Regions from separate parts of the Homo sapiens genome. Here regions 1 and 2 are each linked to region 3. Evidence: chromatin loops called from intact Hi-C (ENCODE). Cell type or tissue: heart left ventricle. All regions are shown on one strand. Region 1 overlaps MON2 (MON2 regulator of endosome-to-Golgi trafficking). Region 2 has its middle 14 kb from the start of MON2. Region 3 has its middle 82 kb from the start of AVPR1A.

Evidence for each region. Hi-C counts contacts between places; a loop is a spot of excess contacts. Peaks named below come from ENCODE experiments on the same cell type or tissue, not always from the same donor. Only the 100,000 strongest peaks of a DNase experiment are listed, where the experiment ranks them.
Region 1: a loop joins it to region 3, with 4 times the contacts of the local background. A loop is called at or near these places in 21 of 110 quality-filtered maps.
Region 2: it touches region 3 in a loop (8-fold over the local background); 2 of 110 quality-filtered maps call a loop at or near these places.

What each region holds. Positions count from the first base shown.
Region 1 is chr12:62,591,449-62,599,448 of GRCh38, forward strand. It overlaps MON2 (MON2 regulator of endosome-to-Golgi trafficking), which reads left to right. Exons shown (of 35, transcript NM_015026.3): 35 at 1,138-8,000. The coding sequence ends at 1,301. Among named protein-coding and RNA genes, the nearest start is that of MIRLET7IHG, 7.3 kb to the right of the region's middle. In heart left ventricle, no CTCF peak of the experiment used is centred here; no DNase peak of the experiment used is centred here.
Region 2 is chr12:62,449,129-62,457,128 of GRCh38, forward strand. No RefSeq gene overlaps it. Among named protein-coding and RNA genes, the nearest start is that of MON2, 14 kb to the right of the region's middle. In heart left ventricle, no CTCF peak of the experiment used is centred here; no DNase peak of the experiment used is centred here.
Region 3 is chr12:63,065,019-63,073,018 of GRCh38, forward strand. No RefSeq gene overlaps it. Among named protein-coding and RNA genes, the nearest start is that of AVPR1A, 82 kb to the right of the region's middle. In heart left ventricle, a CTCF peak has its summit at 4,045 (motif pointing left); no DNase peak of the experiment used is centred here; H3K27ac peaks cover 1,470 bases.

The DNA.
Region 1 (8,000 bases), 470 kb before region 3:
TCAGTAGGTATTGGATGGAAAAAAAATCCATAATTAAGGGAACACTGGGTTAAAGTTAAATTTGTTCTTTTACTACAAGCCCTTAATAAATTGATATGAAGAATTAGTCTCCAAAAGGTGAGAGATATGAAACATCTGCCAAACTACTTTATCATGAGCTTTTTCCTAAGAAGTAAATTGAGGAACACTAGTTTGAGAAACACATTTCTTTATTTTACAGTGGAAGAAGTAAGATAAAGAGCAATTAAATGACTTGACCAGGGACACCCATCATTGCCTTATTTCAGAAAGAATTTTAGGCAATTGACACCCAGTAAATTGTAGTGAAAAACAGAATCAAAGCTCTCTACACATAGTATTTATTTTTCTTTAATACTATAATGCCTCTTAGATTTGAGACTTGTTTCACAAAATTTTAAAAATACCTAAAAGTCTAAAAAAAATCTTGCATATTGGGTGCCCAACATTATGCACAATACTTATAGGAAAATATAACTAATTGGGATATAACACTTTTGTCCTTTCAGTAGCAATAGCATTTAGCTGTACTATTTGTTCATGATAGTGGTGAAGAAGCCAGACATGGTTCCTCCCCACTCAAGTCTACATCTAATGATATACATTAAAGATTAGCAAACAGTACAAGACAAGAATGGATCTGTTTGTGACAGTTTGTAATTAAAAGGAATATCAAGGATATTACTGGGAAAATCATTAAACATATTTTGTATTTCAAAAGATTTCTACTTTTAGCAGACAACTGAAAAAGTTATTTTCTAATTCTTGAAATGTACACTACATCCTCTCGCAATTATATTAAAAATGACAAAGGTTTGGATTGTTCTGAATTGCTTTGTTAGCTTTCAGAGCCTTCACAAATTGAAATACCATTTAAAATGTACTTTATCAAATTTATTGTTACTGATGACTGCACACTGAGCATATATTTTTTCCCATACCTTATTAAATATAGCAGGAAATCTTTGAAAAATTAAAAAGATAAAAAGATACAAGCTTGTAGAATCTTCATGTTTCAGAGTTTTTTCTTTACATGCAGTTTAAAGGATTGTGTTCATGTTAATTGAATAATCTCTATTTAATTCCACCCTTTTGAGGTTTTATACTTTTGCATTACAGTTGATGGAAATACCTGGGCACAAGTAATTGCCTTATACCCAACTTTAGTAGAATGCATCACCTGTTCTTCTTCAGAAGTCTGTTCTGCACTTAAAGAGGCACTAGTTCCTTTTAAGGATTTCATGCAGCCACCAGCATCCAGAGTTCAAAATGGAGAATCTTGACCGGCTACAATATATTTGAAAGCAGGAAGATAGTCTAAAAAATGTTTGCTCCTAATTGAGTCTTCTGTGAGAAGGACATTTCTTACTGCAGATAATTCTTGGCAGCTGTTGTTGGCCTCCTTTAAATTCTACTTACCTGAGTTCAGTAATTCATATTACAGGCTTGCACATCAACAAAGGCTCCTGAATGAACAGCAGTGTAAGGCTTTAATAAATTAAACTGATGGGAGGGATAATTAACACTACAGTATACATGCTACCATATCTCCAGTTGGTGATTTAAAGTGAGCTTATGTACAGTTTGTGGTGTATGTGTTAATGATGTACTTTTTAAAAAGAAAGAAGAGATATTTCAATTCAGTCAGATTTATTAGTCTGGTGTTTTTGCACCCTTTTTCAAGTACAAAATCGTACTAGAATTTTATGCAAGATGGTACTGTAACATTCCATATTATCTATAACCAGCCTTTGTTAACAAAGGGAACTGATATACTTGTGTGTATAATAAATGGTACAGTTCTGTATAAAATAGTGCATTTATTTAAATTTTAAAAGTATTGATAATGTTAAATGCTTAAAGCTCTATTTATTATTAATACAAAATTGTTTGCTTACATTTTTACTTATAATTTGCCTTCATATGTGGCGGATAAGCTCACCATATGATCATGCAGTTAGCTTCATGCTTATTTTAAATGTATTATTAGTGACCATTAAACATCTGACCAGTAAGGTCATGTGAACACAGCAGCAAATAGTTTATGATTTGCTGATTTTGGAGCTTTGAAATATAGGTTCTTAATACATTGATACATATTGTAGCACTATGACTTCATCATACCTCATTTCTTTAAACAGCTCTCCAAGCTTTCACTGAAGTCTGTCTGTTTTTTATATTGGCTGTCTGGATTTTAAAGACTTTTCATATTTTATATTTCTACTGATTTTGTTTCCCCTAACAACATTTGTCACTGTCTTTGAATTATGACCCAGGCAAGATGATTTCAGATTTTCTAAAATCTTGCCTGTGAGGTTTTGTTCATATCAGTGCTTCATTTTGTAATGTCTTCTCAAGAAAAATACCTATGTTAACTCACAAGTATAAAATATGTGTGTATTATAAAACAATGAAAAGTGTATTTTTGGAGATAGTCAAGCATTTAGAAGTGCAGTGAACTTGCTGTCACGGAGTAAAATGCTAATTATGTTTCACTTTCCTAGCCTAGTGAAAAAGAAAAGTGCTCTTGAGTACAATACCTTAATTATTTCTTAAAATACTGACTTTGACCTAGCTCACTGTATTTTTTATTTAATGGATTATGGATTACAGTATTTTTCTTCTGAGTTAAATTTTCATAATTTATGTGAAGACACAAAGATGTTTAAAACAATGATTATTCATAAGAAATCATGATGGTCTCAGTATTATTTTAGTGTATTGGAAGGTCTTTGATCTTAATAGAATTTATAAATTTCAGCTTCTCCAGAATAATCATAAAACTGCAAAAAGATATTATAATTGAGTCATGATTGAGATACAGTTTTGAGGCTATTATAATTGTATAATTATTTAATTTGCATTATCTGTAAAATGTAGTAAGGTCTTTGAGGGGATATTTTTTATTTACATGAATTACTGAATTTCTATTTTATTATTTCACCTAAAATTAAGGTAAAATATGGCATTTCATAAGTTCTGCTTTCAGCATTTTCCTTAAAGTTGTAAAAAATCAAGCTATGTACTTATTTTCTATATTTGGGTGTGTTAAATTGAGGATTAGAAAAATCCACATAATCACTGATAAAGCATTGAAACAGAATAACCCAAGGGTAGTGTACCGATTCAGTAACATGTTAAAAATATTGCTATGCATTTATTCAAAGGAAAATGGTCTGTTCTTGAGAAATAAAAGATCAGTTGCAATTAGGATAATTAAATAGTTAAATATGAGTCAAGTGTATGCAATATACATTTATATGAACCAAAGCTTGCTTTATCAGGACCATGCCCTACAGTTCAAAACATAAACATAGTGAATGTGTTAATATCATATAATAAGGTAATAAATGCCAGTCTTAGTGTGAAGCAAGTGGGTGGCCCCCTTGGTAGTATAATTGGACAGGATTTTCCTCCAGAATATTTCCTGTCACCCTCCAAGAGTCACTACAGTAATTGATTGCTGGCATGGAACACATTGCCCTTGTCTTGTTAGTATGAATTGGGTTCTCCAGTGACTAGAAGAACTGGGGTGTGTGAAAGTATTCGATGCCAGGAGATTCAAAAAGGAAGCTCTCAAAGATAAGATCATTTTATGGCACAATTGAGTCTATAACCAGCCCTTTAAGCAGTAGTAAAAATGTCCTTTGTCATACTTACTAGAAATACTATGAGTTTTTTTTTTTTTTTTCATTTGAGACGGAGTCTCGCTCTGTCACCCAGGCTGGAATGCAGTGGCACGATCTTGGCTCACTGCAACCTCTGCTTCCCGGGTTCAAGCAGTTTCCTGCTTCAGACTTCCAAGTAGCTGGGATTACAGACATGCCACCATGCCAGGCTAATTTTTTTAATATTTTTAGTAGAGATGGGGTTTCACCATTTTGGCCATTCTAGTCTTGAACTCCTGACCTCAGGTGATCTGCCCGCCTTGGCCTCCCAAAGTGCTGACATTACAGGCCTGAGCCACTGCGCCCAGCCAATACCATGAGTTTTAAGCCTCACATCGTCACTTGCTGTCACTGCCAGTGCCTGTTTTATTCATATTGCTGGACAACAGACATATGCCACCAATTGTATGATTAATAAAGTCTTTTTCTGGCCATTTTGTCCATTATAAAGGAAATAAACTAATTGTTAACTTGCATAGATTACTTCTTAGTTTCCTATGCTACCACCACTGCCAAGGGAGAAAAAAATACATCATTTTGTAATGTCTTTAGTATTTCTTTATAACTAGTGTTAAGGTTTTGTTAATTTTATTGTATACATTTGTAACATTTATTAGGAGCCTTTTAGGTTCCAAAACAAACAAAAGGCATAAAAAAGTCTAGCTTAGAACCACTTTTCACTTGCTTTCATTTTTAATTTTATTCACTTAACAGCTAACATCTTTCTTGTTTCTTGTTTTTTCCATTATATGGTTATCGATTCAACTCTTGCTATATTCCTTAAATTTGTATGTATCATCAGAAGAAAGAGATGAACAATTTAGTGTAGATATTTTATTCTGGAGAATAATATTCAATTAAATTATTTCTACAGCAGGCCAGTAACAACTAGATTATTTGTCCTTTCTCAGTATAATTTTAAAGAGCATTTTGTTTTATTGTCACAATTTGGTACCACTAGTCCCAGGTAACCATTGGGCCAAAGGATCAGTTGAGAAACAGTTAAGGATGAATTAGCATAAGTTATGGAACAGTGTTAGAAAACAACTCAAAAGTATATTCTTTATTAATGAGGTGGTCATTATTACATTTGTGTCAATGAAGGGCAGTGTAGTTATTTTAAAATGACTAATATTTTCTCCCCAAATACAGAATAATTCAGATGGGCAACCAAGTTTTCAAGAGACTGCTGTAGGTGAAGTCTGTCTAGCCAAGGCAGAACACTTACAGGAGTCCCTAACTGTGCCACCCTTGGAATGGGTTAGTGTACAGGCTCAGAATATTGTGGATTACAGTTTTTCAGAGAAAACTACCACAGATGTAGACAAAAATGATCTCTGAAAGCATTGCCAGCAGCCAGGTATGTTCCTTAGATTTCCACTTAGGTTTGGCATTTTGGCAGATAAGCTAATCTTGTATAAAGCATCACATTTTACTATGCTTAGTGTTCCTGGGTTGTATTTATCTACATTATTAGAGGGAATTTTTATTTTAAAAAAATTGTCATTCATGAGAAGAATGGGAGTTCATGCCACATAGTATTTTACCAATTTATATAAAGTGGGAAAAGTCTTTAATACTTCATGATCACTTGAATTAAAGTTTTTGTATCTCTGGAAAGTAGAATAGTGCTTTCATTTGAATGAAAAGTGTTTATAGATTCAGAAAGAGAGATGATATCTTTGTATCTTGATTTATATACAGACCATTTCAGAGGAAGTTAAATGTCTTACAAATCCAATACTTTCTAATGCTCTAACAGTGTTGGCTATTTAAAAGAACATGTGGCAAGTTCTATATGAATATTCTTGGTCATCTCGACTAATTCTGAGGCAATGATGGACAGAGATGCTACTTCTTATTTAACTCTAGGCATGTTGACTTTTCAAAGCGGTTTCCTTATTTCTAAACAGAGATGATGATCAATGAGTTACTAATTCTTTAGAGGAAAAAATGCATAATTTGAGTGTGGAGTTGATTTTAATGACAGGGTAATTCAAGTTGTTTGATAAATTTATTACTATATTGTAAGAGAGATCTTTGACCATTTTTCTTCCTTTTTCTTGGACATCACTTTCTTCCCTCCCCTTCTCTCTTTTATGTTTTTATCCTTGTTAAATTTTATGTTTACGTTACCATCTTTCTTATACTTTCCCCTGATTTTTCTCTTTTAATTCCTCTTTCATTCTCTGCCTCTTCTCTTTCAGCTCTTTCTCTAATTGTGCCTATTCCTTGTTCATAAGAAGTGGAGCTGTTAGTGGTAGAACCACTGCTCATGGTTCTACCACTACAAAGTGGAAAGTAGAAATACTTTGCACTTTGGCCACTGTTGCGTTTTTGCCAAGGTAAAGTTCCCCTGCCATTTTGAAATAGCTGAACAAGTTAAAGTAATATGTTCCAAAAACTGGAAGTGCCATAAAAAACTAAAAATAAAAAAAAATTGTGACTATAACTCCTACTGTCTTTATGAATACACGGGATTCAGCAGCCAAGATGCTCACAAAATGGGATTGCTATAAATATGATGGATTCAGCACCTAAATTTGGAATAATCATGTCTTTTCTGTTATGTGGGTAGAGAGATTATATATCTTTTCTCAAAGTAAAGTATTTAAAACCTGTTTAAATGAGGGTTTTGGCTGGCGTGGTGGCCCACACCTGTAATCCCAGCACTTTGGGAAGCCAAGGTGGGAGTATCACTTGAGGCCAGGAGTTTGAGACTAGCCTAGACAACATAGCAAGATCCTATCTCTAGTTCAAAAAAATATTTTTAATTAGGGTTTTGGTTTTTTATGATTTTGGGGGGTGGGGGAGATATTTGTTTTTTTGAGGCAGACGTTTAAACTTTTAGATTTATCCCATCTTAATATTGATTTATATTGACACTGCCTACTTACAAGAATAATTTGAGGCAGCATATTGCCCATGTATTTCAACTATTTTCATTTTTCTGTTGCAAAGCAGTCTTTGATGGAAGACCCGGAATCTTATAGTTCTCATATCTGAGTCTTTCTGGAGTGTATTTGGTGTCTGTGTGATTGGTTCACCCAGAGGTCACCCAGAGGTCAATTGAAACCTTCCTAATTGTACTATGGTATTGATTCTATCCCCTCAAGTATGAAAAAATTAAATTTTCAGACCATTTTCAGTTGCTGCGAATGTAGTTACACTAAGTTTTATTTTAAACTAAAATTCAATAAACAGTGCAGCCAGGGAAGATCTGCTAAACCATGCCGTTATTTGGAAAATCATTGCAATATATTAACAACTGCTTCCTTCTATGATGTTTACTAGATGGAGAAAAATACTCCATACCTATATTGCAATTTTATTTTTATCTAGAAAAAGAAAATATTAGGCTTCAGACCCAACTGTGCAAATTTCATTTGCTTTCCATCTCTTACTACTACCTCTGTGTCATAATTTAACACGTAACATACAACTCCTGTCTCTTAAGGCAGCTACCATATGGTGTTTATGTCAGACTGGATATATTTATCTAATTTTGTGAAATTATTTTTTAGTTCCCAACACAATTCTTGAAAGTAATACCACTGTTGTTACTCTTTCTCCTTACAATTTTTATGTTGTTGAGATGTATCAGTTATGTATTATAATCATGAAATTGTATTGGCCTCAAACCCAAATTTTCTTTGTAGTCTAGGATAGATTTTTCATGAAAGCTATATAGTTATAACTGTGATTGTACAGATTGTTTATTTGTTTTACAGCTAACATTAAGCATGATTCCAGGTTTTTAATTATGTTCCAGCAACACTAGTGTTTCTTTATAACTTAAAATCATAACCACTTTGATAATTTACCTTTGGATCTGACCAGTGATTCATTTTTTTCTTGAATATACTTTGTGTTTGCTTTCTCATCCCCGTTAAGTCTGAAACATTATTGACACCCCACATCACTTACTCTGTTTAAAGACTTTACGAGTAGTGAGTCACATGTTTAGGATGATCACTTTGGGAAAAAAAAAATTATAGAGTAAAGGGGAAATGTTCTTGAGAGCTTTATTAAAACCATTAATATATAAAATGAAAAAATAATAAACAGAAGACACGAAGTGTCTCTCAATAGTTTAGAAAGAAAGATTTGGAACTTTAAGTAAAAATGCTAGGTCAAGTAAAAATCCTGATGTAGATTAGATTATCTTAATCTTATGAGCATTTTTTTTTAATTTGGTGAAGCTGTTTTGAAACTGCCTGTCCATATCAATGCCAGACTATCTCTCTACCTCTCAAAGAAAATAATTTGCATTAAAATTCCTTTTTTTGTTATGTAATGAAAGTATAAAACAAG
Region 2 (8,000 bases), 620 kb before region 3:
AGGCTGGTCTTGAACTCCTGACCTCAGGTGATTCGCCTGCCTCGGCCTCCCAAAATGCTGTGATTACAGGTGTGAGCCACTGTGCCGGGCTGCACTTTATATTCTTACAGTACTGTTTGTTCATTTTTATGGATTTTTAAAATGGGTTTCGTATGGTTTAGGAAATTGATTTGGGGTTTGGCTTGATATGAAATGCATCAAAACTTTTCCTGGTTGGTGACTTCATTCATGACATCTGATTTTCAAAAACTGATTACAGAGATTAAGCAGGAAATGCCTATATTAAGGGACTTAAATCCAAAAGTGTAATAAAAAAATTATTTGGCTGGGCGTGGTGGCTCACACCTGTAATCCCAGCACTTTGGGAGGCCGAGGCGGGTGGATCACTCGAGGTCAGGAGTTCAAGACCAGCCTGGCCAACATGGTAAAACCCTGTCTCTACTAAAAATACAAAACTAACTGGGCATGGTAGCACATGCCTGTAATCCCAGCTACTCAGGAGGCTGAGACAGGAGACTCGCTTGAACCCAGAAGGTGGAGGTTGCAGTGAGCCGAGATCGAGCCACTGCACTGCAGCCTGGGCGACAGAGTGAGACTCCTCAAAAAAAAAAAAATCATTATAATCAAGTTTATCCTAAGACTGCAAACATAGTCCATACCAGAAAAGTCTAGCAATATAACTTCTCCCTAATATTCTAAAAGAAAAAATTACATGATAAACTCACTAGATTCTTAAAATAATTACCACGGGCTTGGCCCCATGGCTCATGCCTGTAACCCCAGCACTTGGGGAGGCCAAGGCAAGCGGATTGCCTGAGCTCAGGAGTTCGAGACCAGCCTGGGCAACATGGCGAAACCCCATCACTACAAAAAATACAAAAATTAGCTGGGCACAGTGGTGTACACCTATAGTCCCAGCTACTCAGGAGACTGAGGCAGGAGAATTGCTTGAGCCTGGGAGGAGGAGGTTGCAGTGAGCCAAGATCACGCCATTGCACTCCAGCTGGGGCAACACAGCAAAACCTTGTCTCAAAATAAAATGAAATAAAATAATTCCCACATATACGCATATGCTAATTTTTTTTTAAAAAAAGCACTTTTAACAAAGAAACAGACTAGAAGGAAACTCCCTCATCTTGACAAAGGTGTAATACCAAAAACAGAGCAAACATAATACTTAATGGAAAAAAATTGAGATGCATTCACTTTAAGCTCAGGAAAACACAGGTTGCTCATATACAGCCATACAGTTTTCAGTGGTTTTGAAGGAGCTGGTAAGTTGTATAAGAAAAGAAGAAGAAAGGAGATGTAAGAATTGAAAAAAAAGATAAAGCTCTCATTATTTCTAGATGATGTAATCTATGTAGGAAACTCAGAATCAGTAAGCAAGCTATTTGATGAATACGAGTATCCAGAAAGATTGCCAGATACCAGATGAATTCATACAAATCATCCATATGAGCAATAATCAATGGAAAATATAATAGAACAAGCAAAAGTATCTAAGAATGTAACTTAAAACAGAAATTATGAAAAAATTATCTATGAAATTATCGATGAAAAAATATTTTAAATCTATTCAAAGTCATAACCAGCCTGGGCAATGTAGTGAGACCTCATCTCGACAACAACATCAACAATAATAACAGCAACAACAACAAATTAGGCGGTTGTCATGGCATGTCTGTGGTCCTAGCTACTTTGGAGGCTGAGATAGGAGAATGGCTTGAGCCCAGGAAGCTGAAGCTATAGTGTGTGGTGATTGCACCACTGCACTCCAGCCTGGGCAAAAGAGCAAGACCCTGTCTCCAAAAGAAAAAGTCAACAGAGCAAGACCCTGTCTCCAAAAAAAAGTCATAGGGAAGTATTTGAATAAATGGAAAGATATTTTATTCTCTTAAATGGGATAATATCTATATGTCTATATATCTAGATAGATAGATATTCTCCCCAAGTTAATCCATAAGTTTCATGCAATCCCAATCAAAATTTCAGCTGTAGCTTTTTTAAATAGAAATTCAACAGTCAAAAGTTATACAGAAGAACAGAGATCCTTATTTATCTTTTTCAGCTGTAAAAGAAGAACCACATGGGGAGGAGTTGCCTTAGCAGATATTAAGACACACAACAAGGTCATGAAGTAGAATGGGAGTAGGAAGGCCTGGGAGGTCTTGCAGGGGTAGAGGCATCTGATGCATATTATCTCAATACATTTCTTCACAACCCCGACTTTACAGTGGACATTTCAACCTCGCCCCATGGCTTTCTTAAGCATTCTTTCACTATGTGGTCCCCTCTGTTACACATCCTAGACTGCTCTGAGACCCTGAAGTTGCGCACCATGCTCAGAAGAATGAACAGGAAAAAAGAGAAATGGGCAGAGCAGGAATGTGAGAAATGACCCAGGCTTGGATGACTTTCCTGTGATCTTCCCCTCTGGGATCTGCTCTCTGATGGAATACTTAATCTAACACCTGACATGCTCAAAGACTGTGCAGGTGGCATGGGCTTTCAGGTATTGGTAAGATTATGGTTCATCATTGGAGCAGAATGTTAGGAGAGCAGGCCTTACCTATCAATGCACCCTTTTCCTACATCTTTTTTTCTGCATTGATGCTGGGAAACTAAACAAGGAGGAGAGCATGGGACACAATTGTCAATCTCCCTTTTCAAGGCATCCTTAAGAACTTCATCCATGAATAATATATTGTTTGTACTTAGTATGGTATTAATTTTTAAAGTGGATAAAGTACTTTTTCATTTTTGTTTAAAGCACATGTTATCATGTTGAATAACATGAAACATGTTTTTCCAGAGGGGAGCCTCAGTTGATTTTTCCTCTGTTGAAAAGGCACTGAATTTCATTCCTACAGGTTATGTATGCTCCATTTGATAGGATGATGTTCCCTGAGGACAAAATTTAGACTACAACATTGCTCTGCATATCAGCCCTTACACAAATAAATGGTTTGGCCTAGAGATACCTGATATGGGAAGGGGACTGGTGAACAAATGTTAAGGAAATCTCTTTTCCTGTGGGGGTCCTGAATCCCTAAATATTATAATCCATAGCCTAACTAAAGTACTAAATTATTGTGTTTGAGATTTTATTCTAAAAGTCCTCTGCCACACCCAGATGGATAGTCTGCAAGTCTGGATTGAAATAGTAACCTCTACTCTAGTATCTTTCCCATCTAATCTGTTATCTTAGATAATAATCTTTCCTTTCCCGAGAGTTCTGTTCTAAGATGTCCCTCTGGGCCAGCACAATTGAGTTAGAAAAGTGGGAAGTGGACAGGAGACAAAAGAGTGAATCTCTACTATGAGCTGGTCCTAAGGATCACTTACCTTAATGATGTCCTGATGTTTCATTAATATGGGTAGAATTTGATTCCTCTGTTGGTAGTATATTCAGTACCATAAGGTGGAACCCCACCACTCACAAGAGAAAACAAAGAAGAAAATGAAGCTTTATGTAGTTGAGCTTGAGCTCAGCCATGGGGCTCTAAAGAGATATTCTCCATCGTCTAAAGCACAGTGCTGCTTCAGGCAACTGAGCACTGAGACAGCCCACTGTAGCCACCCTCAGTGAAGTTCCTGCCAGCCCACTCTAGCCACCCTCAGTGAGGTTCCTGCCATCCCTGCTTACCTTTCCCTATAAAAGAAAAGCCTTTTCCTATTTGATTTTGAGATGCTTCTAGATCTTATGTTCAGAGCATTCTCTGAACATAATTTTCATATTGCTGTAGTCACTATGAAAAAAAACTCTCCTTAGTTGTCAAGATTTGTTTATTTGATAGTTTTATAGTGTCATGACTTGCTCAAGTGCTGTTTGTTCCTCAGAACCTACTGTCTTTACCCGGGTATTCATATTCATGCTGTCTTCTCAGATCTTTTGTGCCCTCCTTCTTGGCTGGGGAAATCAAGATCCATGGTACATTGGTTTGTTATGGCTGCCATAGCAAAATACCACAGACTAGATGGCTTAAACAATGGAAATTTATTTTCTCACAATTCTGGAGGCTGGGAAGTCCAAGATCTAGGTATCACCATGGTTGGTTTCTTCTGAGGGCTCTATCCTGTCAAATGGAGCATACACAACCTGTAGGAATGAAATTCAAGAAGGCAGATAGCTGCCTTCTTGCTGTGTCCTCACATGTCATCTCTGTCAGTTTCCTAATCTGTGTCATTTTCCTAATCTCTTCTTATAAAGACATCGGTCATATCAGATTAGGGCCCACCCAGATGACCTCATTTTCCTTTAATTACTTCTTTAAAGGCTGTATCTCCAACTACTCTCACATTTAGAGGCACTAGGGGTTAGGAAATCAACACATAAATTTTGGAAACACGATTGAGCCCATAAAGCACAGTAACTCCTAATCTGGTGACTTAGAAAGTTGTCTAACATAGTAAGGAATTACTTTGATTCTATTGAATGGGGAATCTTCCTCTTTCTTTTTTTTTTTTTTTTTTTTCTATTTCAGCAAGAATCTTCCTGGATGGCTGGGCATGGTGGCTCACACCTGTAATCCCAGCACTTTGGGAGGCCGAGGGGGGTGGATCACCTGAGGTCTGGGGTTTGAGACCAGCCTGGCCAACATGGTGAAACCCCATCTCTACTAAAAATACAAAAAAATTAGATGGGCATGGTGGCGGGCGCCTGTAATCCCAGCTACTTGGGAGGCTGAGGCAGGAGAATCTCTTGAACTCAAGGGGCAGAGGTTGCAATGAGCCAAGATCACACCATTGTACTCCAGCCTGGGCAACAAGATTGAAACTCTGTCTCCAAAAAAAAAAAAAAATAATAATCTTCCTGGATGAAGGTCATCTTGGCAAGTTTTTTTAAAAAATTATTTTAATTGTTAAACAAAATAAATATTGTTAAATATTTATATTATATATTGTTAATATTTTAAGGAACTGTCATACTATTTTCCATAACAGCATCTTGGCTCTTTTTGAGTGGAAATTTAATCTATGACTCTTTCTATTGAGAGAGACTCTTACTGGTTCTTTTCTGTTTGAATGGGAATTTTCTTGGATGGAAGTCTTGACCCTTTTTGAGTGAGAATTTAATCCCTGAAACTTTCTATTGAGTGGAATTCTTCCTGCCTTTTTTTTTTGAGACACATTCTCACTCTGTCACCCAGGCTGGAGTGCAGTGGCGCAATCTAGGCTCACTGCAGTCTCTGCCTCCTGGGTTCAAGCCATTCTCCCTGCCTCAGCCTCCCCAATAGCTGGGATTACAGGTGCCCGGCACCATGTTCAGCTAATTTTTGTAGTTTTAGTAGAGACAGGATTTCACCATTTTGGCCAGGCTGCTCTCAAACTCCTGACCTCAGGTGATCCACACACCCGCCCGATTTGGAGCGAGAATTATTAATGGGATTAGTTTAGTATTCAGGTAAACAAAACAGACCTCACAAAAGATCCAGGAGGATTCCCATTCAACAGAAAAGAGCCAGGAAGGGCCAGGCATGGTGGCTCATGCCTGTAATCCCAGCACTTTGGGAGGCCAAGGCTGGCGGATTGCTTGAGGTCAGGAGTTGGAGACCAGCCTGGCCAACATGGCAAAATCCCATCTCTACAAAAAAATCCAAAAAATTAGCAGGGTGTGGTGGTGCATGCCTGTAGTTCCAGCTACTCGGAAGACTGAAGGATGAGAATCGCTTGAACCCAGGAGGTGGAGCTTGCGGTGAACCAAGATCATGCCTCTGCACTCCAGCCTGGGTGACAGAGTGAGACTCTGTCTCAAATAATAATAATTCTCACTCCATCAGGTGCTTGTCCACTTTTTCCCTTCCAGACTATATGCTCCAGCAGTACTATGGCACTAATTCGGTCCAATATCTCCAAAAAATGGCAACAATTTTTTTTTTTTTTTGAGATGGAGTCTCGCTCTGTTGCCCAGGCTGGAGTGCAATGGCGTGATCTCGGCTCACTGCAACCTCTGCCTCCCGGGTTCAAGCAATTCTCCTGCCTCAGCTTCCTGAGTAGCTGGGATTACAGGTGCCTGCCACCATACCCAGCTAATTTTTGTATTTTTAGTAGAGATGGGGTTTCACCATGCTGGCCAGGCTGGTCTCAAACTCCCGACCACAGGCGATCCACCCACCTTGGGCTCCCAAAGTGCTGGGATTACAGGCATGAGCCACGACACCCAGCTGGCAAAATTTTATAAAGAATAATTTGAAGCCACAGTGGCCTCTTTCCCCAAAGTTGATTCATCTATGGGAAGCCCTTGTATCCTGGGGATTCAAAGTCTCTAATTTCTCTTGATATGGAGAAGCTGACAAATGTCTTTCTCAGTCTAACATTTTTTATTTTTTTATTTTTTGTTAAGATGGTGTATTAATCAATTTTCAAACTGCTGATAAAGACATACCCAAGACTGGGCAATTTACAAAAGAAAGAGGTTTAATGGACTTACAGTTCCTCTTGGTTGAGGAGGTGTCACAATCATGGTGGAAGGCAAGGAGAAGCAAGTCATGTCTTACATGGATGGCGGCAGGCAAAGAGAGAATGAGGAAGACAAAAGCAGAAACCCCTGACAAAACTATCAGATCTGGTGAGACTTATTCACTAGCACGAGAACAGTATGGGGGAAACCACTCCCATGATTCAATTATCTCCCAGTAGGTCCCTCCCACAACATGTGGGAATTATGGGAGTACAATTCAAGATGAGATTTGGGTGGAGACATGGCCAAACCATATCAGATAGGGTCTCGCCCTGTTATCCAAGCTGGAGTGCAGTGGTGCCATCACAGCTCACTGTAGTCCTGAATTCCTGAATTCAAGCAATCCTCCCAGCTCAGCCTCCCAAGTAGCTGTGACTACAGGTGTGTGCCACCATGCCTGGCTAATCTTTTTGTATTTTTTGTAGAGACAGGGTCTTGCCATATTGCCCAGGTGGGTCTCAAACTCCTGGCTCAAGCATTCCTTCCACCTCAGCCTCCCAAAGTGCTAGGATTACAGGTGTGAGCCACCACACTTAGCCTCAGTCTAACCTTAATCAAGTCATGAACATTCTCAATATTCTTTATCTAAAGCTATTCAATCTCTCAAGGATCATTTGTCCTCCTCAATTATTACTCCTTCATCTACTCTAACCTCAGAAACACTCACTCCTTTCTCCTTTCCCTCTTCTTATCAATCTGCTTCTCCAACCCCTTCCTGTCTCTCTCTCTGCTACGGCCTGGACCTCCTTGTCTACCCACTTCTCCCCAGACCTATAACTACTTTTCTGGCCCCCAGTTTCCTGTAGTTACTTGAGAAGTTGGCCCTACTCTCTTGGTACTCAGACCTCAAGGCCTCAAGGAAGGAAAGTTGAAGGATCTCAATTGCCCCTCCTCAATAAGTCATTTTAAACCATTGGTCTCTATCTGTCCTCTATAACAGAGGACTTCCCTGACCCATAAGAAAACAGAGACGTTTTCTACACAAATTAGGTTTAGGGGCATATTATCTAGGGCTTCCAGAGATTTACCAACCATTCAAACTTGTTGTGGGTCCTGGAGATGCCTCCTTATCTAAGGCTAAATGGGCCCGAGTCAATGAAGACTTATAATTAAATCAAAGTACACCCATCACCTATCATGAAGCTAAGTAAAGTAAAGATTCCTACCCTATGGCCTTGCTATCTAAAATAGACTGGTCAAAGTTTCAAGGGTGCAGATAATAAAGAGACAAATCAGTCTCTGATTATAGTCACTGCTTAAAAAACATTGGGAAGGTTCATTTGGGCCTATTCCTGATTGACTGCATGGTGTCTGATTAGGTACCAGCTTTGTTAATGGGTTTGGTGTGGTACTGAGAGAGGCTATTCAAAAACATCATATAAACTGGTAAAGTGCCTCTCTCTTTGAAATCCATGAACAGGCTGGTAAAATTAAATCTATATAATGCAAACTCATGGCTCATGGCTTTTCAACTTAAACAACTTGAGAAAAGTTGAAAGTTAGAGAAGACTACCAGAAAGCACAAACCTTAAGATGA
Region 3 (8,000 bases):
TGATGTGGTAGACCTGGGGCATTGCCCAGATATCTATATTTTTCACAAGAATCCACATGATTCTGAGGCATTGATTGAGAACCAAATTTTGAAAAACACTGTCAAAGGCATGATTTGTAACCTCATGGATATAATTTTGCCTGGGGAATCTTTGGGATCCTGATTTACTCTAGAATACAACTTTGGCTAAATTGAGAAGTAGGTGCAGTGACTCGAAGACCCAAACCTCATAGCTCAGAGCCCCGCTCTTCATTTACGTTTCAACCAGGTAGCTAGGGTGCTGGCTTCCATCAAAACTTGCTCTGAATAAGTAACAATAAGAAGATTAGAATCCAGAGTAGAAAATAGTTTCTATAAACAAATAGAAACATAAAAAATGATAATGAAAAACTGGGCAAAAGACATGAACATGCAACTCAGAAGAACGAACCCAGTGATGAATATGCATTCACCATATAGGGGAAATAAAAATCAATAAAAAACCAAGGTATCATTTTTCACCAATCAAATTGGCATGCATTTCAAAAGTTTGGTAGTGTCAAGTGATTACTAGGGAAACTAGTGCTTATACAGTCATGGTGTAATACAAACTGGATGAGCCAGTTTAGAAGGTAATTGGGTAGTGCTCTTAATTAAATATGCTCTTATTCTTTGATGCTAAAAATATAATTTTACTTCTCAGTATTAACCTGAGAAATACTGGAACATAAACAAAAATAAATATGGTCAAGAATGATTTTAAAACAGAAAAATGATAACCATGTATACGTCCATAAAGGAGAAAGTGTCCAAATAAATTGTGGAAAAATCTTAGTAAATATTACACAAGAATGAGAAGAAATGAGGTAGATCTGTATGGACTAGCTTGGCAGATCACCGAGACTTATTGCTGAGTGTGAAACCTAGTTACAGAATGGTATTCATTGTGATAACTTGTCTCCAGAGTGGCACCATTAATCCTTTCCCTTGTCATTTCCCCCATCAAGAGGTTACATCTATTTCTATCCTTCCCTTGAATCTGGGCTTGTTTCAATGAATTCCTGGACCAGAAAAGTGTGGCAGAAGTCATTCTGGGTCTTAAGAAGCTTTGCAGGTTCCACCTGGGTCTCTTGGAACACATTATTGCAACTCTTGCTCTAGGGGGAAGTCATCTGCTCTGTAAGAAGTTCTGTTGTCCTGAGAATGTCATGTGGAGAGGAGATGACAGCCAACCTTGGCTGTTCCAGCCATTTATGTCACCCCAGCCCAGGCAACAGGCATGTGAGTGAGGCTGCATCCTGGACATTATGGTCCCAGCAGATGCCATGTAGAGGATAGCCAAGGTCCTGGACATATGGCCCCAGTCAATCAATCGCAGCCATCCTTATCCTTTTGAACCACCCAGCTGAAGTTCCAGACATTGTGGAGCAGCCACACTGTTCCTACTGTGCCTTGCCCTAATTTTTGACTCACAGAATTGTGAGCATAAGAAATGTCAGGCTTTTTACAGCAGTAAGTTTTTGTGTGGTTTGTTATGCACCAATAGATAAACAGAACACTCACAGTAATACCATTGTGTTTTAGAAAAAATACTAAAAAATATAAGATACCATCTGTATTTGTGTCTATTTATGTATATATACAATCTAAAAGGACAGACACTAAAATGATGACAATATTTACATCTGGGTCAGAGAGGAAGTCAAGCAGGAATGAACATGGTGGTCCTTAAAAGGGACTTTAACCTTACATAGAGTCATGATTCTGTCAGGAAGAGAGACACTACTGGGTTGATTCAAGCAGGAGGGGTTTGATTTCAGGTAGGTGTTTACAAAAGGGACAGGAGTAGCGAAGGTCAGAGAAAGCTGACACTAGTGTTTAATTGTGCCACTGATTCAGCAAGTTGCAGGAAAAAACCTGACACTAGTGTTTAGGTGTGCCACTGATTCAGCGAGTTGCAGGAAACCCCCCCAGCCTGCTTGGATGGGGAACGTCTGGAGGCTGCTGCAGAGCCTCCCAGCTGCGGGAACCTGGACACCTGCCCTCACTGCTGAGGAGCAAGGATCTGAGTTCCTTCTCCCTTCTGCTTTCAAGCCTGGGCTGACTGCCTCCTATTGATGAAATTTAACCCACTAATTGTGGAGGTTTAGGGTTTTTTTTTTTAGAGCCCAGTGGAAGCCCATAGGGAGGCGGGCTCACAGTAGCTGCCTTACTCCTTTCTTCCTTCATTTGTAGTGTGTCGAGACACATGACAGATGACATGTTCCCAGTACAGTGGATGTATGCATTATTTTATCTACTTTAACAAAAACAATCTTTTTCAATGGACCAGTGGCTTAAAAGGATTCCTACAAAGCAACTATAATACTAATAGTGCAAGCATAGCTGATCTGTGAGAAAATGGTAGCGCTGACACTTTTTTACTCGAACTTTTTTACTAGAACTTTTTCCTCCAAATTATGAAATTCAAAACAATGACAATCTAATCTTATATTAAAAAATTTAAAATTATTAAACACACTATTTGAAATATAGGGGAATGCACAGATTATAACATATTTCTCTGGAGTTACTTTTTCTAACTATTATACCCATTAAAACCAAGAGTCCGAGCATCCAAGTAAATTCAACAAAGATTTAGACCTTTAAATTACAGTAAGCCAAGAAAAAATAATAGGAAAACAAGAAAGGTGTTTTTGAGGCATTAAAAGAAGATACACAATTATATAAAATATTTTTATCACATCTTTAGCTCTTTTAAAATTCTATTCTTGTATGTTTCAAAATGTTCCTACTTATTTATAAGTAAATTATGAACATGGACATAAATGTTCAATCATACTGAAATCACAAAATATTATAATGCAGCAATCAAAAATATTTCTGTGCCATTATAAAGGAAATAAAATATATAATTATTTAAATACATTTAAATTTCATCTTCGTTTCATAATATCCATTTTCTATTTTCAGTCAATATTAACACATATACATATTTGTAATTTATAAAAAGTATCTGTATATTAGGGATGAGTGCTTGTGTGTTTCTGTTGCTGGAGTACAAAATCAACTTGTTTGAAGATCTATTCTAGTCCATGAAAATGCCTGGCTGTGGCCTAGAATATAATAGGTGGGTTTCTTTGATGTTGTTTAGGCTTCATTTAAATGCAAGTAGGCCTTTCTCCAGGTTGCAGTGGATGCCCACCATTGTGCTCGTGTGTGTGTGTGTGTGTGTGTGTGTGTGTGTGTGTGTGTGTGTGTGTGTGTGTTCTACAGAGTGTACAGGAAGGCTAAAAAAACCAGACAAATTCAATTTAGTTATTTGGTTAGCAAATTCAATTTTCTGATTAACTGTACTCAAGTCATGGTGAAGGGATAGAGAAGACACTGGATTGCTGCCTCAAAGGAGGTTACAATGTCACTGTCATTGGGCCAAAAGACATAAATAAGCACATGTGTGGTATAATAAAGATATAAAGTATCTTTATTATAAGTATGTGTTTAGTCTAGAGAAGGTAAATATATTGAAAGCTATGGGTCAGAAACTAGACTCAGGCTAGTTACACAGTGTTGTGTGTTGCTTTCCTAGTCTATGAAGATAATAACACCTCCCTATACACCTCACAGATCACTGCGAAATTAAAATAACTAAAAGTTGAGAACCTAATGTAACATATACAAATAACAGGAATTATATTTTAGCTTAGAAATCTACATTCTTTTAAAAGCTTTAGTTTGTTTTTTTTCTTTTTTCCTGCAAATGGAAATGATGATGGTTGGCTCCCTGTTTCAAATCTAGGCTTACTCTATTGGAGCTTTTGGAGACCTTAAATTTTAAGCTATTTCTATGTAAGATGGGGGGCAGTGAGGGATGTCTTCTACTCATGAGCTGAGCACATTAGGTTTCTTTTGAGAATTGTTATTCTTTTACTTCTTTAAAGATTGAGGGAAAACTCTCCTAATAATGCATGTTAATTAATTTATAACTCTTCTTGTTTTAGAAAAAGTTTTCAAAAGGAAAATACTGAATAAGCTGGGGTTTACTGACCTCTGATGGCCGGACTTAAAATTGCTACTTTTATCAGGCTTCTTAAGATGACAATGTAAAGCTCTTTCTGGAAACTGCCCAAGTCTAGGTTGTAAGGCAGTCAAGAATCACCAGACAAGAAGAGGGAGACCACAGGATGTCAACTAGTCAAACTTTCTTTTCTCAAGCAGGATTTATTTAGTTAATTTTAGGCTGAGGCTTTGTTAAATCGATGGTAATTTATTGAAAACACTTCAGTGTGTAAGTCAGAGTATTTCTGACCAGAAATCCCAACTCCATAAGTGGTTAATTAGCATTTAAAAGACTATCCAGAAATCCACACTAGAGAAATGGCTGACTACAGCATTTCAAATATTGCTATCTAAATCTGCAATAGAGTTTGTTAATTAGCATAGTGATATTTAACAGTATTTCTTTGGCGATCTGAAAGCTTCTGAGACATGTAGTTGGCTGGAAATATTGTACAGGCATCTTAGCTCTTACGTGAATAGGGTGTAAGAATCTGACAATAAATGTTTGTACATGGAGCAGAATTAAGTCTAAGCCTTGCTTTCATTATAGTGTACCTGGTAGCAAAGATATAAGGGAGGAGATAATAGCTCTCACCTACTTCTAATATTTGGAGGCGTCCAGAGTCACCAAAGAGAAACTGACTATGGTGAAGTGGTTAGATTGGCTTAGGTCAATTGTAACAAGCCATCCATCATGTTCCTAAAACTTTACAGAAGAAATGATTACAGAAGCTGATTTGTAGCATTTCCCTATGTTTTATACCTTATTTCATCAGCATATTCCTCCTAATTTTTACCCCAAATCACATGTGTTATAATTTAAGCATAGTTCCATTGAATACAGATAAGGAGAGAAATGAACTATCCCCAGCCAATATTATATTTTTCTGGTAGAATTAGCTTAAAAAATACATCCATGGCCAAAGACACTTGAATAGTAGTTAAGAAGATGACATTGCTTTTGCATGGCTAAATATAGCTGGGAAGTTGTTCAGATGTCCTAGGGGACACTACTGTTAGCCTAAACTGCAGTCGTCATTTTGGTACACAAGAAGCTTGTACTATGTCTGTCACTGTTCTGTCAATTTACTAGAAGGGAAATAGCAATAATAAACTTGACATTATTTTATAAAAAAATTTGTTTCATATAAATAAGTACATACTTAAAACTGGATTTATATCATATTTTCAAAAAAAATAGACTCATACTGCTTTGAAACCAGGGTCCAGTACTAACAAGTTGATCTTGAAGGCCTTTTAAGATTAGATCTCAAGGGATCTCATGACCTCACCTCCACGCCTTTCCCCTAATTTTGTCTTCTCTGCCTTAGCCTCCCTAATTTAACTTAGCAAAGTCACATGAGGTTCTTACAATGTCTTCAAGCGAGGCAGGAGTAACCACAGCAAAGAGAGGAGAGACCACTTCTGTTGCCATGCCAAGCTGCTTTTGAGGAAGCCCCCAGTAATCCCCACCTCCTGGTATTTACACCCTCTCCTTGTGTGTGGGCTGGGCCTAGTGACTCACTTATAATAAATAAAATATGGAAAAAGTGATGGAATGTCATTTCTGAGATTAGGTTAAAAAGAGATTGTGACTTCTGTCTTGGACATCCTCTCTGGCTCTTTCGCTCCCTTGTTCTAGGGGAAGCCAGCTGCCATGTTGTGAGTTTCCTTTGGGAGAGATCCATGTAGCAAGAAACTGATTATATCTGATTAACAGACGGTGAAGACCCAAGGCCTGCCAATAGCCTTGTGAGTTGGGAAGTGAATCCTTCACCAGCTGAAACTTGAGATGACTATAGCCCCAGCTACAGCTTGATGGCCACCTTGCAAGAGACCCTGAGTCAGAAGCACCCAGCTATGCTGGGCCCAGATTCCCAACCCTCAGAAACCACGAGATAATGAGTGCTTGTTGTTTCAAGCCACAGAGTTTTGGGGTAATTTGTTGTGCATCAGTAAATAACTAATGCAACTGCTAAAGGAGACTTAGGAAGTTTGGGGAGTTCCAAGTGCTCAGAGTCATCTAAATCCAGCCAGCGATCCTATTCCAGTTCTTCAGCTTTAGTTTTCCCAATCAATCTCTTTATATTTCACGGAAAGAGCCTAATGAGCCTCCAAGTTAAACTGAAATTCTAATTCTGTACCCTTCAGGATCATATGCTGATTGATTTTTGGGTACACAGCCCTATGGTTATAAAAGATTTGTTGAGACCAGTCAAAGGAGGAGATCTCTGGTTTTCTGACCATGTTTTAAAATGAAAATGAAAAACCTTAGCTTGTTGTCTTCTTTCTAAGCTCTTTAGGATGGTTGTTGTATTCCCCATTTCCACTTTAATTGCTAGATAATCTGGTAAAGCCATGCTGGCAATAGGCACTTCATCCTAAGGAACCACAGGTGATATAATTTAAGCAACCATCTTGCAAACTTATGGACTACAGATGTCTCATTTTTCATGGTATCCAGACAATCCCTGTCTTCCAATCCAATGAGATCTGACAACTAATTCCACATTTCTATCCTTGAGAGTCTAGTCCTTGCAACTGCTTCTGGTAAACCCTGTGTTTAGTGCAGGCAACAGTAATCAGCCTAGGTATTTACAGCAGGTAAATACCTGCTGTAACAGTAATCAGCTTAGGTATTTACAGAAAGAGATTAAGACAGGATATAAGGTACTTAAAAATTATTGGAAAGTCTGAGGAAATGGAAGCCAGGAGGCACTGCTGGAACTATTGAGTTCAAGAACAGACTGGGCTATGCATTGCTTGACTTAGTCATTCATATATGCAACACATGTTGATTGAATATCTGTTAAGAGCCAGGTACCCAGGTATTCTAGGCCCTAGGTGAATACAACTGAAAAGTCCTGTAATCTCATGGAGTTTATATTATAAATACAGCTATAGCTGCTTTATAGGTTGATGTGAAATTAAAGAGCAGAGGTTTGGAGGGGTTCCTTAAGATTGGGTATTCATGGAGGTCGCTTTTGAGAGGGTGATATTTGATAAAATTTCTGATCAACGAGAAAGAGCCAGCCATGTGAAGATTTACTGGAAGGGCATTCCAGGCAAACAGAGCACTTGGTGCAAAACTATAAAGTAGGAATGAGCTTGCCATATTCCAGAACAGAAAGGATACTGTCTCAGTAGGCAAGGGGCAGGGAGGAAAGTCAAGGGTTTGACAAGGAATACAACATGTTGAGCTTTGAAGTTCATCCTAAAGTGTTTGAGTTTTGTTCTAAGTGTAGAGGGACATGTTGGAGGGCTTTAACAAGGGGAATGACATGATCTGATTAACGCTTAGAGACAATTCTGGCTCACCTGAGCTCTTATGTCATTTTTAAAGTACCCGCATTTGTACTTGTTCTCATTGCTTAAAGAGTGTTACTTTAGCTACTGTAGTTTAAATAGTGATGTATTAGTACGTTATTTTCTTCTATGAGAACAACTCTGATAAGCTTCCTGTTTTTAGACTCATATGTGTTCTGTTTGGTCAATTTTGCTTATAACATTTCCAAAACTGTGTTGTTTCTACTGTTTGCTTTGTGCAAGTATTTTATAATGGCTCTTGGCAAAAAGCAATGTCTTTTGCTGATACATGGTGTTTGAATTTAGGACTGGAGACTGTAGTAGTTAGTTGTCTAAGATCTCTAGCAAATGCTTAATACAAATTTCAATGAAACTGCAACGAGGTGGGGTTTCTATTTAGCATCTGCTATTAAAATCCAGAGTCCACTAAGAAAACCTTTGAAGTGACTTTACAATAAACTTTACTAAATGATTTCAGAATTTGATAATTCATCATCAATAACCATCAATAGTTAATTGATTATATTTGAAAATCAGTTTCTTAATTATTACCTTCCCTTCCAATTACACGTGTACATACAATTTTGACAATTTTAATTGATTTAACTCACTACTTCAATATCAATTCTTTAGTTATTTCAAATGTCTTATCATAA